Regions from separate parts of the Homo sapiens genome. Here region 1 is linked to region 2. Evidence: chromatin loops called from intact Hi-C (ENCODE). Cell type or tissue: ascending aorta. All regions are shown on one strand.

What was found. Hi-C counts contacts between places; a loop is a spot of excess contacts. Peaks named below come from ENCODE experiments on the same cell type or tissue, not always from the same donor. Only the 100,000 strongest peaks of a DNase experiment are listed, where the experiment ranks them.
Region 1: it touches region 2 in a loop (2.5-fold over the local background); 2 of 110 quality-filtered maps call a loop at or near these places.

Annotation. Positions count from the first base shown.
Region 1 is chr1:19,395,048-19,403,047 of GRCh38, reverse strand. All of the region lies in intron 2 of CAPZB (capping actin protein of muscle Z-line subunit beta), which reads left to right. Among named protein-coding and RNA genes, the nearest start is that of CAPZB, 86 kb to the left of the region's middle. RefSeq lists enhancers at 1-509, 1,188-1,867. In ascending aorta, a CTCF peak has its summit at 4,438; DNase peaks (open chromatin) are centred at 2,627 and 4,447; H3K27ac peaks cover 7,358 bases.
Region 2 is chr1:19,560,005-19,568,004 of GRCh38, reverse strand. No RefSeq gene overlaps it. Among named protein-coding and RNA genes, the nearest start is that of MICOS10-DT, 33 kb to the left of the region's middle. In ascending aorta, no CTCF peak of the experiment used is centred here; DNase peaks (open chromatin) are centred at 4,104 and 4,474; H3K4me3 peaks cover 1,159 bases; H3K27ac peaks cover 2,493 bases.

The sequences.
Region 1 (8,000 bases), 160 kb after region 2:
GATGGAGTTTTGTTCTTGTTGCCCAGGCTGGAGTGTGATGGCACAATCTTGGCTCACTGCAACCTCTGCCTCCCTGGTTCAAGCAATTCTCCTGCCTCAGCCTCCCAAGTAGCTGGGATTACAGGTGCCTGCCACCACCCCCAGCTAATTTTTTGTATTTTTAGTAGAGATGGAGTTTCACCATGTTGGCCATGCTGGTCTCGAACTCCTGACCTCAGGTGATCTACCCGCCTCGGCCTTCCAAAGTGCTGGGATTACAGAGGTGAGCCACCGCTCCCAGCCAGAATGCAAGGCTTCTGATGTGAGGAACATGGGCACTGCAGAGCACCACAGAGGACACCGTGGCCCACCCTTGGCAGGCAAATCCCAGGGAAAGCTTAGAGTGGGCAGAGCCTGAGATACAGCTGGTGGGTGGTGGGAAGGTACTAGCTGGGCAGGGACTGAGCAGGAGCAGCTGGGTTTCTGCCTGATTAGATAGAGCGTGTGAATTGGTGTCTAGTGAGCTTTGAGTTTTGATTCAGGCCACATGGGTCCCTTACCAGAAAGCAGGTGATGGGCGCACACTCTGGTTTTGCTGAGGATCAGCTGTTAGCTCCCACTCAGACTTTCTAGATGGGTAAGGGACAGAGATCAGCAGGTTCCCTGCAATTTTAAGATCGTAACTGAGAAATGTGCCCTTGTAAGCCTGTTGATCCAAGAGCCTGCCTGCCTCTAGAAAAGCCCACATCAGTCCTTTCCTAGGAGGCAGTGGCCTTGTTGCCTCTGTTGAGACAAAGTTCTTTATTGACCTCACAGGGAGCTGGGACTTTCTGAATCAGACCATTCAGGTGTTCTCTCAGTTCCTGTTGATTCCTTCGCAGCCCTGGTGGGAACAGCTGCTGCTCTTGAGGGAACCTAAAGTAAACTCCTGGCTTGCCATTTTCCTGAACTCGTAGATTTTGGCAGAGGAGAAGGGTGGAGAGTCCAGGCCTTTGTTCCTGATCCTGTCACCCTTATGAGTTAAGATTTGGCAACCCTTCTCATAACTGCTGGGGGCATAGGGTATCCTCAAAAGTAGAGTTAAATTACTGGTTTAAAGAGTCTGTGCTCCAAACTCCAGTGAACTTCATGATACAGAAAGCAAAGAATTGAAGGGTATTAGCTGTTTGGGGAAAACCACTGCTCCCACCACCTGGAAGCCAAATAAGCAGATGTCCCCTCTGGGTGGAGCAGGGGGCCAACATCACTTTCTTATGTTATTATAGGTCGTCAGCCTATGTGTAGGCCATTTCAGTCTCATTGGAAATACCTGGAAAAATGCCTGGACTTGGAAAAATGCAAACAAAAAACACAGCACGTAGCTCTAAAGGGGTTGTTTAGTCCTCCCCTGAATTCTGTTTCTGCCTTAAAACACCAGAAGAGCTTTGGCTGTGTGCCATCTGCAGGAAGCACCCTAGGAAGGAGAGGATCCACCCTGGCTTCTCCCAGGCTAGGTGGTCCTTCGTTTTTCACCTTTTTAAAAGGCTCACCTGAGGCTGCTGAAAAGGTGGCAAAAGACAGGACTGCATGCTTCATTCCCAGCAAGAGTGTCAGGCAAAATTCGAACTCCTTGATCACCCATTGGTTTCCACATTCTTTCCATTCCGGAGACCAAGGGGAGATTTGCCGATGCTGATGCTCCCTGGGCTTTGCAAAGCTTTCCCTAATTAAAGTCCTCCCGGCTGTGTGCATAGCTCTTCTGCTGCAAATCTTTGCCCTTTTGTGTTTGTGTTTAAAATTCCATCTTTCCAAAATGTTTGCCCACTCAGCAAGTCTCCTTGAAAGCCCTCACTTTTGTTTGGGGGAAGTTTTTTTTTTTTCCTTTTTGGTTTTTATTCTGCCTATGTGTAGGAAATTTAAGTCTCTTAGGAATTGCTTGTGAAAATGCTCTCTGGTCTTTTTTTAAACCATGATGAGTGTCTCTCACCATGGCATTGGAAGCTGGCAAGGGATGCCCCTGGTGTCCGTGCTGTTAGCTGCCACTTGAGCTTTTAGATGGAGCTACTGGAGTATCATTTTGGTTCCATTCTAAGGAAAATGAACAAAAGAGCTTTTCCCTCCTGTTCAATGTGCAACAGTGCTACAAGGTGAGAGAAGTATGTTAGCGAGGAATCTGAACCAGGTCAGGATCGGGGCAAGGTGGTAGGAGGCTGAGCTCTCCAGTGGTGAAAAAGATGGCTCTTGTCACCTAGAGCCAGGAGGCATAATTCAAGTGAAGTGCATATAGGCCCGTTCCTTGGCCTTGTCCTCATAGGATTTTTTTTCCTACAAGATCTATCCAGGTCCTTCATTTGGGGAACCTTATGGACTCCTGTTGTTGTTGGAAGCCGGAGAACAGTGTTTGGAGAGCTTCCATTGAGGATGGTCTGAAGACTCTCACTTTAAGTTAGATCCTGCCCTCTGGTTGATGAGAAATGTGAGACGTAAAAGTGAATTGGAGAGAGATCCCACTTCCCCACGTGCCAGAAAAGGCAGACAACAACTCCCTCCTCAGAGCTGTTAGAAAGCCAACATCTCGCGGTTGGCAGGCACTGGCCCTGGATGAGGAATTCCTGGGTCGCCCCCCTTAGAACATGTCTGGTTTTGGAAACAGGTTAAAAATACTTGAGGAGGGCATGGCACGCTCAGTCTGCTTCCCTGATGTTTGAAATAGGCCAGGAATGTGGGCCGGGAAGCCCAGAGGAGCCTGCGTGTCCCGCAGGGTTTTGTAGTTGGAGCCTGGGGTTTCTCCTCTCCATCATCACCCCCTTTAACTGCCAGTGACCACATGCCAGATTCATGAAGGGCACACTGAAATTGACGAAGACCTGTGCCATGGGTAGCGGGAAAAACTGGGCTCCCTTTAGTAAGCAGGATGGTGTTGAGGTCTCGGAGGCAGGCAAGGGGTGGGCTCGGAATCTCTCCTGGAAGAGAAAAGAGAAGGGAATTTGGATTCTGTATACAAATATAGAAATTCCCTAAGAGTTTAAATTTGAACATGGCATTCAGGGGAGAAGATTATGGGTTCCAAGCCTTTTCCTTCTTCCCCTTCTTGTGAATAACTCACTCAGCTGCTTGCATCTGTGTCCTAAGGCTGTGAACCGAAGAGCTGGGCAGTCCACAGTTGGTTTGAGCCTCAGAGTACCTTGCTTAGTAAAGGTTTGTTTTAGGAGGGATGACACAAACTTTTGAGTAACTCTCAAGTCTTGAACTATGAAACTTCGTAGGATGTCAACACTAAAATGAACCTTACCGATTATCTCATCTAGTGGTTTTCAAACATTTGGAAAATTGGTACAGCCCTTTTTTTAAGCAAAATCTTAGAACTTGAATAAACCAGGTAGAAGGTGGTAGGCCCAGACTTCCTCTCCCACTCTTGACACCCTGAGCTCCTCCCTCTGTACTCACAGCCCTCAAAGTGCTCCTCTCTCAGAGAACCATCCATTGCAGAGACCAGGGAGCTGTGGCCCATGCCCCATGTAGCACCGTTTCATGGCAGAACCAGCTCTGACTTCCAGGCCAGTGGCAAGTCCCTGCAGTACCTTGGTTTATTTTGATGTAGGAAAAGCTCTGGGTAGTAAGAGTGAAGAGTCAAACAGCTACGACTGAGAGTGAGGAGAAAGACAACACTGCCCATGGTTCCTGACACCCAGGGTCACTTTTTACCAACCTAACTCTGGGTCACATGACGTACTCGTATTCTGAAACTGTTGGTTTCCTGGATGTCTACCTGTGATGTCTTGGATCCATGTGGTTCTCTCTGCCTAAAATATCCTCTCTTGATTCACCTTCTTAACAACAGCTTTCTGGAGATATAATTCACATAACATAACATTTACACTTTTAAAGTGTACGGTCCAATGGTTTTTAGCACACGCAAGAGTTGTGCAGCTAGCTGGGCATGGTGGCTCATGCCTGTAATCCCAGCACTTCGGGAGGGCAAGACAGGCGGATCACTTGAGTCCAGGAGTTCAAGACCAGCCTGACCAACATGGTGAAACCCTGTCTCTACTAAAAAATAAAAAAATTAGCCAAGCATGGTGGCAAGCACCTGTAGTCCCAGCTACTCGGGAGGCTGAGGCAGGAGACTTGCTTGAACCTGGGAGGCGGAGGTTGCGGTACTCGAGATCGCTCCATTGCACTGCAGCCTGGGTGACAAAAAAAAAAAAAAAGAGTTGTGCAGCTATCAGCATTCGGCATCCCACGCTGTCTGCCTTTGACAGACAGAGATGCTCTCTGTCTGCACCTTAGTCCTTGGGCTGCTTTGCGACCTGCCCTAACTGCCAGCCCTGCCTCACTTTCTGTAACTCAGCTCAGATGTGGCCCCCTGGAGATGTCCCCTCCAGTCTCCCCTGCTTGGTCGTTTCTATGGGTGACTCAGTGAAATTACAGCAAAACCTGATGAGACATCCCTCCAGTGGAAGGAATCCAGTGTGAAACATTGTGGCCAGACAGCCTGGGTGACTTTTGTGCTGAGAACAGCGAAGCAACCCGACTTGTTGAGTCTGCCTTAGCACCCGCTCCCCCACTCAGACACGTAAACATGGCACAAACACTCCCACTTGAAGGGAAACAGAAGTATTACTGGAATCATGGTAGGTCATGGAGGTTTAGAAGCTTGTGATCGTGAGGATTTTTGGAGAATCTGTTGGAGGAAGCCAGACCTCCGCCCTCTGACTCAGTGGCTCCGTGCTCTGAGCTGGTCAGCCTCTGCTGTGGCTTCAAAGGTCATTCGCCTCCCAAGGGGCTATCAGGACCCCTGGGGCGAGGAGTACAGGGCTCAGCACCTCGCCTGGCTCATCGGGAGACTGAGCAGGTGTGGCAGGATGACTGTGGCTCACCTCCGTGTGTGGGCCCTGGAGGTCACGGAGTTCCTCATCATGGAGCAGATCCTCTCGGACTTGAGGGTGTTTCACAGGCTTTCAGATTCTAAAGTATCCCCTGCGTTGCCATTGCCCATGGTTGCCTGGCCGTGTGACTCCTTATTGTCACTTTCTGCCTCAGGTGTCTCGTTTCTGCTAAACAGAACATGTGAGATTTCCCTGGCATCCCCACCAGTGTCGACGTGCAGATGAATATCAACCCACAGACCCCGATGCTGTTGGTCTGTCCCTCTGGGCGATCATGAGCCCCCCAGATCAGTGGTAAAGAACAGCCCTTCCTATGCTGCCCCATCTGGCTCCTCCCGCATTCGGGTGGCGCGCGCCCTCAGGCTTCCCCCTGCATTCTTATTTTGTAACTTCCATGGTAGCCCATTCATAGTTTTCACCCTAAACTCTAGGTTTAGACGTGGACATTTGGCACACATGTGGTTTATAAAGCCTGAGGCCAGGCCTAACCCTTAGTATCCAGTGATGATGAAATGGATGCATTTCCCATTTCCCTCCCTGAAATTAGGTCTTGATGCTGTACCCTAGTAGGTGGCTGGTATGAGAGGTTCCGTTCGCGTTGACCTTGTGTGAAAAACCAATCTTGCCAAGTACTTCTCTCTGCCACCATCCAGCTGGTGACTCTTTCAGCTGAATTATTTTGCCTGCTAGGTTACTCACCAGGTGTCATTCTAGAGTCCGCACGGCCTTAGGGTGGGATCGCATGGCTTTCATTGAATTACCTGCTGTGTGACCATAGCCAAGTTGCTTAACCTACCTGTGCCTCTTTTTTTCACCTGTAAACAGTAATGTGGGATAATAACACCCCTGCCTTCTGCAGGGTTGCTGTGATGATAAAATGAGGATGTGTGTTACATGCCTTTTAAATGGTAAGACCTAAACATCTTTGCTGTTATTCCAATCATAACTTTGATAGTTCAGTAAGTCCTCACTTAATGTTGTCCATAGGTTCTTGGGAATTATGACCTACAGCAGGCCCTTGAATAATGTTTCATTAAAATGTTGACGAGAACAAAAATTTGGTTTCACTATGTATCTTTTCACTTAAACGAGAGGACAGAGATCCTCTGTGAAATTACAGTGTCTTTGGAGAAAAATCAACTTATATATGAGTTATGTTTGTGTATTTTTACCTGGTCTTTTCCCAAAAAGATTTCAGGTGACAGAAGAATACAAGCCAATACGATAATCTTTTTTTTTTTAATTTTTTGAGACAGAGTCCTCTCTGTCACCCAGGCTGGAGTGTAGTGGCGCCATCTCGGCTCACTGCACCCTCCGCCTCCCAGGTTCAAGCGATTCTCCTCCCTTAGTCTCCTGAGTAGCTGGGATTACAGGTGCTCGCCACAGTGCCTAATTTCTTTTTTTTTTTTTTTTTGTATTTTTATTAGAGGTGGGGTTTCACCGTGTTGGTCAGGCTGGTCTCGAACTCCTGGCCTCAAGTGATCCTCCTGCCTCGGCCTCCCAAAGTGCTGGGATTACAGGCATGAGCCACTGCGTCTGGCCAATAATCCTTAATAAAAATGTGGACTGAGAAAGCTGGACCGAGGACTGAGGACCGTCCGGGAAGAGAACAGCAGCTACCCCGTGCTTGCCTTCATGCTGGGAAGGCTGCGGGTCTGGCTTTAGGAGGAGCCTGTGTAGGGTACGAGGGGCAGCGGCAGCTCCACAGCAGGCGGCAGCCCACGCCCAGTGGGTGCACACCTTCATCCAACTCAGGGCTGGCAGTCAGGAAGATGAAATGCCATCCACGTCAAGTTTCGGTCTGTCTCCCACTCACCGAAGAATAGTCCCTCCTTTAAGGGAGGTGCTGAAGAGTGCTGAGAACTTGCTTCCCACCAAGGCAGGCTTGGGCTTCAAAAGATCAGAACCTGACCCAAGTGGCCCTAGTTTTCCACCATCCCACACCATCCCACCAACGCTTCAGAAGTCCTGCCAGCATCAAGCCGGGCATGAGGCCGTCCAGACAGCTCATCACTGCCCTGGGGAGACACATGCATGTCACAAACCTGTGAGGCTCAAGACCGCATCCTGCACAGGGTGCAGGAGTAGAGGCGGGGCAACGGCCTCTGCCGTCGCGGCTTTGGGAGGTTGCAGTGGAAGAGGCAGGCGTGGCCGAATCAGACCCTGAAGGATGACTTAGGTGGAACACGGGGAAGAAAGGTGGTCTGGATAGACATGCAGGATGCTGGGTGTGGGGCAAGCCTGAGTCAGGGGAGCCTCCCTGTGCTCCTTAGCCTGAGGCCATCGCCTGGCTGTAGGCGGCAGCTTCTCCTGCCGGCTGGCTGGCCGGCTGCAGGCAGTTCTCAGCACTAAGTCCAAGATGACTTCCATTCTGGTGACTCGAAGGTGGTTTTGTATGTTGTGCTTCATCTCTCAGGGACGAGTCCTTAATTAAAAGCAGCCGGGAGCTTAGAGAGACCCTGGCTTCTCTGCACACAGGTGATGGGTTGTGTGCCTGGCCAGGAAATGGTTCATTTAATTAGGCTCCGAGGGCCTGGTTCATCCCCTTCAGGGAAGCTTAAGGTTACATGTGGACAACAGGAGCCTTGTGTGTGCCTGTGGTTGACCCAAATGTAGTGATTTTCATTTCTCCTTTCCATTTGTCTTCTTTGTTCTGCCCCTTCCTGACCCTTTCTTTAGGAAACCGTTGTGGCCCCTTCCAGGCTGTGAGATTCCAGAGGGCAAAGCTTTGGGGTTTGGAGTATGAATGGCTGAAAGCGAGCCCAGGAGGCCTGCTTTTGTTTATTATTTATCTCTGGATGGTCAGGGCACCTGTCTGAGAAAAGAAAGAGATGGAGGGGACTTACCGTTTCCTGAAAAAGCTCTTTGTTGTTAATGGCATGTGGAAGACTCATTTCTAAGTAGAATAAATCATTTGTTGGTCAAAAATGGCTTCCTAATGTTGGCCCTCTCGGCCAGCCTCAGTTGTATTAAACCCTAGGTAACCAACCACAACCCCCGCCTTGAGTCATGTGCCTCATATGAGCAGGTACAGATGCTGCTGCACCCTCGAAGGGGTTACGTGACGAAAAATCCACTGGAAGTAGAAAATGCTTTTAATCCCCCTAACCTGCCAAGCGTCGTGGCTTAGGCTGGCTGACCCTAAATGTGCTC
Region 2 (8,000 bases):
TCAGAATATTTATTTTATTTTTATTATTATTATTATTGTTGTTTTTGAGACAGGGACTCACTCTGTTGCCCAGGGTGGAGCATGGTAGTGCCATCACGGTTCACTGCAGCCTCAACCTCTCCTGAGTCAGGTGATCCTCCCACCTCAGCCTCCCAAGTAGCTGGGACTACAGGCGAGCGCCACCACACCCAGCTACTTTTTGTATTTTTTTTTTTTTTTGTAGAGACGGGGTTTCACCATGTGGCCCAGGGTGGTAACTCCTGGGCTCAAGCACTCCACTCACCTTGGTCTCCCAACATGCTGAGATTACAGGGGTGAGGCACCGCACCCAGCCTCAGAATAATGATTTTACATACAAACAATAAAATGCATAGGACTACAAGGGAGGTCAAATATAGTGAAATACCATTATCAAAAATGTTTCAAATTTAAATTTATGATATAATAATTTATGAGCTTGTTAATGCGTTAAGTAATAAGACTTAATGGCAGATCCAAAAAGACCAAAAATTCAAAGAAGTGATGAGGGTGAAAGATATTTGGGGATAATCCAGAGCACCCGTTGTGTGAGATGAAAATAGCAATGGTTTCTATCAGTGACAGGAGCCAGTCCTGCTAAGTCTGCAGGGGTTTGTTGCCTACAATCACAATGGAAGAAAATGCTAAATTCCAGCATGAGGTCAGTGAAGGGAAAAGAAAAAAAGGTGTAATTTTTTTTCCATCCAAGTTCACAGACCCCTGGGTTAAGAACAGCTGGTGTAGAGGAAGGCAGTGGAGAGGAAACTCTGGAACTAGCCAGTTTGTTTGGAAGCGCTTCGTATATGGGCCTCTTCAGTCATCTTTTTGGATGTTATTGATTTGGCCCTGTATGGAGAGCAGTGATACACGTCAGATTCACAATTCTCAAAGCATAACTGCTGATCTTCCCTCCACCCCCAGACCTGCCACACCCGAAGCCTTCTTCAGCTCCATGGATGGCTCTCTTCTTCCAATTGCCCAACAAAAACCCTGGCGTTGCCTTGAAGCACCCCACATTGAATCCATTGGAAAATCCTACTGGCTCTGCCTTCCTGACTCTGCCCACCGCTGCCTGCCTCCACTGCTCCCAACCTTGTCTGAGCCACAGTGACTTCTCACCTGGTTACTGCAATGGCCCCATCTACTCCCCCAGCTTCCTCCTTGTCCCCCTGAAGTTCATTTATTTTTATTTTTATTTTTAAATTAAGTAGAGACATAGTCTCACTATGGTGTCCAGGCTGGTCTTGAACTCCTGAGCTCAAGTGATCCTCCCGTCTCAGCCTCCCAAAGTGCTAGGATTACAGGCATGAGCCACCATGCCTGGCCATCCCTGCAGTTCATTTTTTTTTTTTTTTTTTTGAGACGGTGTCTGGCTCTGTCACCCAGGCTGCACAATCTCAGCTCACTGCAACCTCCACCTCCCAGGCTCAAGCCATCCTTCCGCCTCAGCCTCCCACGTAGGTGGGACTATGGGTGCACGCCACCACGCCCGGCTAATTTTTGTGTTTTTTGTAGAGATGGGGTTTCACCATGTTGCCCAGGATGGTCTTGAACTCTTGGCCTCAAGCAATCTACCCACCTTGGCCTCCCAAAGTGCCAGGATTACAGGTGTGAGCCACTGCACCCGGCCATCCCTGCTGTTTATTTTTAACACAGCAGGCAGAGTGACCCTTTATGTGCCGGCTCCTTGCTCACTTTGCTACAGGCACTTTGGTCTCCTTGCTGCTCCTCAAACATGATAGGCACACTCCTACCTTAGGGCCTTTGCACTGACTTGACTGTTCCCTTTGACAGCAGTAATCTTCCCTCCAACAGCAGCATTTCTAATTCTCACATCTCTTTGAACTCTTCATGCAAATGTCATCTCTTCTATGAGGCCTACCCTGATTACCTTATGTATTTGAGAATAAATAAATAAAGCTGGAATGCAGCAGCGTGATCTCAGCTCACTGCAACCTCTGCCTCCCAGGCTCAAGTGATCCTCCTACCTCAGCCTCCCAAGTAGCTGGGACTACAGATGCATGCCACCATACCTGGCTAACTTTTGTATTTTTAGTGGAGACAGCGTTTCACTATGTTGGCCAGGCTGGTCTCGAACTCCTGACCTCAAGTGATCCTCCCACCTAGGCCTCCCAAAGTGCTGGGATTACAGACGTGAGCCACTGTGCCTGGCCCCTCATTCCCCTCTTTAAATGTGAAACATCTATCTTCAGCCCTCCCAATCCCCTTACCCTGTTCTAATCTTTCTTTCGTTTTTGGCGCTTAAGATCTTACAGCATGTTATATAATTTACCTATTTATTTTCTGTCTTCCTCCTTTTTCCACCCACCTCCAACTAGAAAATAAACTCCATATGAAAAAGAATCTTTGTTTTGCTTACTGTTATCTTTATAGTACGTAATAGGTACTCGGTACATGGAGTAAGTCAAGGACGAAAGCATAGCTGGTGGGTTACATGTTGTAGTGAAACAACTCAGACCCCAGAACCAGAGCTGGACTCTGTTCCCAGCTCTAGCACCAACAAGCTGTGCTACCCTGAGGAACTCACTGCATCTCTCTGAGCTTCCGGGTCCCAGTCTGTAACAAGGAAGTTACAGAAGCTAACCCGCAAAGTTGTGAGGATTAAGAGAGCTAGTTAGAGGCCAGGTGAGGTGGCTCATGCCTGTAATCCCAGCACTTTGGGAGGCCGAGGTGGGCAGATCATGAGGTCAGGAGTTCGAGACCAGCCTGACCAACATGGTGAAACCCCATCTCTACTAAAAATACAAAAATTAGCCAGGTGTGGTGGCGCATGCCTGTAATCCCAGGTACTCAGGAGGCTGAGGCAGGAGAATCGCTTGAATCCAGGAGGCAGAGTTTGCAGTGAGCTGAGATTGCGCCACTGCACTCCAGCCTGGGCGACAGAGCAAGACTCCATCTCGAAAAAAAAAAAAAGAGAGACAGTTACTTGGGGCCAGGCATGGTGGCTCATGCCTGTAATTCCAGCACTTTGGGAGGCCGAGGTGAGTGGGCAAATCACTTGAGCTCAGGAATTGGAGACCAGCCTCGGCAATATGATGAAACCCCATCTCTACAAAAAATACAAAAAAATTAGCCAGGCACAGTGGCACATGCCTGTAGTCTCAGCTACACGGGAGGCTGAGGTGGGAGGATTGCTTGAGCCTGGGAGGCAGAGACTGCAGTGAGCTGTGATTGCGCTACTGCACTTCAGCCTGGGTGACAGAGCAAGATCCCATTTCAAAAAAAAAAAAGAAAAAAGAAAAAAAGAGCTAGTTGGTCAAGGGCGTGGCGCTTTGCAGGTGTTTAATAAATGCCAGTTCCTGGTCCCCTTCTGATCCGGAATAAGTAACTTCCTCCTGTTGGCATGGAGTCCCTGGACTCCAGTAAAAGAGCCAAGTTTGTGTCCCTCCCCCTCGTCATGTTCTCAGAAAGGCTCAGAATAGAACCCAAATCTCCTGGCTCCACTTGGAGCTGTAGCCAACAGACCACACGACCACTTTTTTCCTGTCCACTACTTTCTTTTGAGGTGGAAAGTAGTCAGTTGGAATAACTTACCCAGGGGCAGGGAAAGGAAAAAACAGCAAAAATTGTTTTAAAAGGGAGTTATACAAGCATTTGCAGGAAAACCCCATTGAGGGGCATTAATGCTGATTCAAAGGAGGAGGAAATATGAAATCTGACAGTTTTCCAGGCCTCTGGTCCTGAATTTCCTCTCTTCCATCACACGTTTTTCTCACCCACAAAATGGGCCTTAAAAAAAGGATGACAGGTTAGAAAATAGACCATGTCAAAAAAAGTGGGGAGTCTTGAGGTTGTTGTTCCGCAAGAGCATAAATGCTGCTCCCCATTATGACCGGCCAGTTCCCTAAGTAATAATGGGGAAAGGCAGGCTCAGGCAGAAGCTGATGTCTCCCCGGGGAAGGAGAATGAATTCTGGATTACGAATGGAGACCATTTTCCAGGGCTGCTTTGATCTCTTGCCAGATCCAGGGCTGGAGACCAGCAAGTTGGGACTCCAAGGAAAACCGGACTTCGCAGCAGTCTCTAGCAGCTGTCTTCCCAAACGGGTGTGTGCCTGCAAAGCCGGGGCGGCCCTACGGTCCAGCCCAGCTTCTGCCCAGCGCCTGTGCCCTTGCGCTTCTGCCCCTGGGAGTCCTGCCTCCCGCTTTTCCTCCCCACCCAAAACAGAGCTGAGTTGGCGGCCGAAAATGAGTAAGTGTGAAGTGAGACTGCACACTAGTCTTTGTTGAGGGTTTGTTTTTGCCAAGCAGCTTGGTGGAGAAGATTGCATTGCTTGGTTATTTTTAAACCTGGATTTCTGGAATTTTATTTGGAAAAAAACAAAACAGAAACTCAAGTCTTGAGAGGCTAGTGGCTCCAGGCATCCTCTCTAGGAGGCTTGATATTGCCTAGAGCTGCCAGGAGCCTGGGGGAGTTTTGGGCCGTCAGAGGATGGAGGAGCAGAGGGTTTCCAGTCAGTTCTGGAAAGCAGCCCTGCTCCCCATCCCCAGGGGAGAGAACACCACACCTATATGAGGCCTCACTTCTGGTGTTTCTACTTGCTGTGTGCCAGGCTGGGTGGCAATCAAGACAGTTTCGGTCCTTGGTTGTGTGTGGCTCATGGCTTAGATGAAGATGATTTTCTTTTTTTATTTTTTAGAGGTGGGGTCTCACTATCCTGCCCAGACTGGTCTCAAACTCCTGGCCTCAAACCATCCTCCTACCTCGGCCTCCCAAAGTGCTGGGATTACAGGCATGAGCCAGTAGTTCACCTGGCCTAGATGAAGAAATTGATAGTTGCAATATATTTACAATACCAGCTTCACAGGGGAAGACACAAAGGTTGGGGTTGGGGCTGCTAACCTAGCCTAGAAGGATCCAGAATGAAACCCAAAGAATGTGTAGGGTCAGCAAAGCACAGCCAGAGAGGACTGTGGGTAGGAGAGGGGTGGGGCGGGGGTGGCAGCAAGAAAGCAGGGGCTTGATAGCAGAGACTTGGCTTCTAGCTCCTGCTCCATCTCCAGCAAGCAGTGCCATTTAAGCAAATGTGCTTGTCTCCTCTGCACTTCATTCTGTTCATCTATAAAACAAGGGATGTTATTAATCCGTTACTTACAAAAGCTAACATTTACTGAGTCCATACTTGGTGCCAGACCCTATTCTAAGCACCTTATATATATTAAGTCCAGGGGTAATTTTCAAAAACAATAAAATTATGACTTTCATACAGATATTAAATGAACCCATATCAAAGATTTTGTGGAACACATTAAGTAATGAGGGAATTGATAAGATGTTACGACTAGTTCAAAATATCTCACAGTTATAGTCGCGTAAGGAACAGGGAAGTGAACTTACAGATTAGGTACGAAACTGGCAAAGTTGGTTGATATCCACAAGGCAATAATTAATTTCATTCTACCGGACACAAGTTGCATTTCTATGGACAAGAACCAGGCCGGGCACAGTGACTCATGCCTGTAATCCCAGCACTATGGGAGGCCGAGGCAGCAGATCACTTGAGGTCAGGAGTTCGAGACTAGCCTGACCAACATGATGAAACCCTGTCTCTACTAAAAACACAAAAATTAGCTGGGTGTGGTGGTGCATGCCTGTAATCCCAGCTACTCGGGAGGTTGAGGCAGCAGAATCGCTTGAACCCGGGTGGTGGAGGTTGCGGTGAGCCAAGATCGCACCATTACACTCCAGCCTGGGCAACAAGAGTGAAACTCCCATCTCAAAAAAAAAAAAAAAAAAAAAAAAGAACAATTTGTTTTACTGACAGCTTTCTACAAGATACAGAGCTATAAAGTAGCTCAAAGACAATGAAGGGCCAAAAATAATCCTATGGGTTGAGCTAGTCAGGACACCCACTGAATGTCGAGGTTTTTCTAATTTGTCCCTATGATCTCCCCAACCCCTTAGGATCATTATAATCTTAAAGAAAAATGACTCTTGATTTAAAAATTGACTGTTCTCATTAGATGTGGTCTGATTGTTTATGTAGGTACAGCAAGAGAGTTAATTTGTCAGCTAGACATGGTGGCTCATGCCTGTAACCTCAGCACTTTTGGGAGGCCGAGGTGGATGGATCACTTGAGCCCAGGAGGTCCAGACTAGCTTGGGCAACATCGTGAAACCCCTTCTCTACAAAAAATACAAAAAATTAGCTGGGCATGGTGGCACACACCTGTAGTCTCAGCTACTAAGGAGGCTAAGGTGGGAGGATTACCTGAGCCTAGGAGGTTGAGGCTGCAGTGAGCCATGATTGCGCCACTGCACTCCAGCCTGGGCGACAGAATGACACATTGTCTCAAAGAAAAAAAAATATTAATTTGTCGTATAGGCCTCCTAAATGTGCTTCACAAAATTTACAGCCATGTCGTTTCAAACAATTACAAAATTAGCTTTTGTCTAGAAGTTTTCATAAGGAATCTCCAATTGGAATCTTTATTCTTTTCCCAGCTGGAATCGTAAAAGGCTCTATTATTTGTTATTTCAAAGTTAAGACACCCAGCTCAAGACGCTTCCCACAAAATTTCTTTCACCTGTCAAACCTGTATATCTGAGTGAATTCTTCTCTTTTTTTGTTCTCTGAATATCATAAAGTTCCTGGCCTTCCAGGAAGTGACTGTCTTTAATATCTGTAAATCAGGTACCAAGTCACTTTTGTTTTTTTTGTTTGTTCTTTTTTTTTTTTTTTTTTTTTTTTTGAGACTGAGTTTCGCTGTTGTTGCCCGGGCTGGAGTGCAATGGCACGATCTTGGCTCACCACAACCTCCGCCTCCCAGATTCAAGCAGTTATCCTGCCTCGGCCTCCAGAGTAGCTGAGATTACAGGCATGCGCCACCATGCCCGGCTAATTTTTTTTTTTGTATTTTTAGTAGAGATGGTGTTTCTCCATGTTGGTCAGGCTGGTCTCGAACTCCTGACCTCAGGTGATTCATCCGCCTCAGCCTTCCAAACTGCTGGGATTACAGGCGTGAGCCACCGCGCCCGGCCCTTTTTTTTTTTTTTTTTTAAGACAGAGTCTGGTTCTATCATACAGGCTGGAGTGCAGTGGTGCGACCTCAGCTCCTGCAACTTTCGCCTCCCCGGTTCAGGCTATTCTCCTGCCTCAGCCTGCCCAGTAGCTGGGACTACAGATTACCGCCACCACAGCTGGCTAATTTTTATATTTTTAGTAGAAATGAGGTTTCACCATGTTGGCCATACTGTTCTCAAACTCCTGACCTCAGGTGATCTGCCTGCCTTGGCCTCCCAAAGTGGTGGGATTACAGGTGTGAGCCACCGCACCTGGCCCCAAGCCAGTTTTCATGGAGACCTTTGTAGGCGTGTGTTCCGTAAGTATTAACACAAATTTTATCCCTTAAAATGCCCTGTCACACCTGATTTAGTGAGCACCATTCTCAGATATGATGCTCCAAGTGAGGCCTTGGCTACAATTAATCCATTTGTCCTGGTAAGAAGGAGGACATAGTCCTGCTGAACATGTGCAAATAACTATTACCATGAAAAGTAAAAAGACTTTTTTTTTTTTTTTAGGTGGAGTTTCGCTCTTGTTGCCCAGGCTGGAGTGCAATCGCGCAATCTCGGCTCACCGCAACCTCCACCTCCCGGGTTCAAGAGAGTCTCCTGCCTCAGCCTCCCGAGTAGCTAGAATTACAGGTGCCCACCACCAAGCCCGGCTAGTTTTGTATTTTTAGTAGAGACGAGGTTTCTCCATGTTGGTCAGGCTGGTCTCGAACTCCTGACCTCAGATGATCTGCCCGCCTCGGCCTCCCAAAGTGCTGGGATTACAGGCATGAGCCACCACGGCTGGCCAAAAAGTAAAAAGACTTTATAAGAGTTTCTGAATTCTAGAAGGCCAGGGAGAATCAGATATCATTTTTAAATGGTTTCTTTCCGTTTATAAAAGCAGAGATGACAAAATTGTTATGGTTACAGATGGATTAAGAAGAGAGAGAAAGGACATTTCTTCT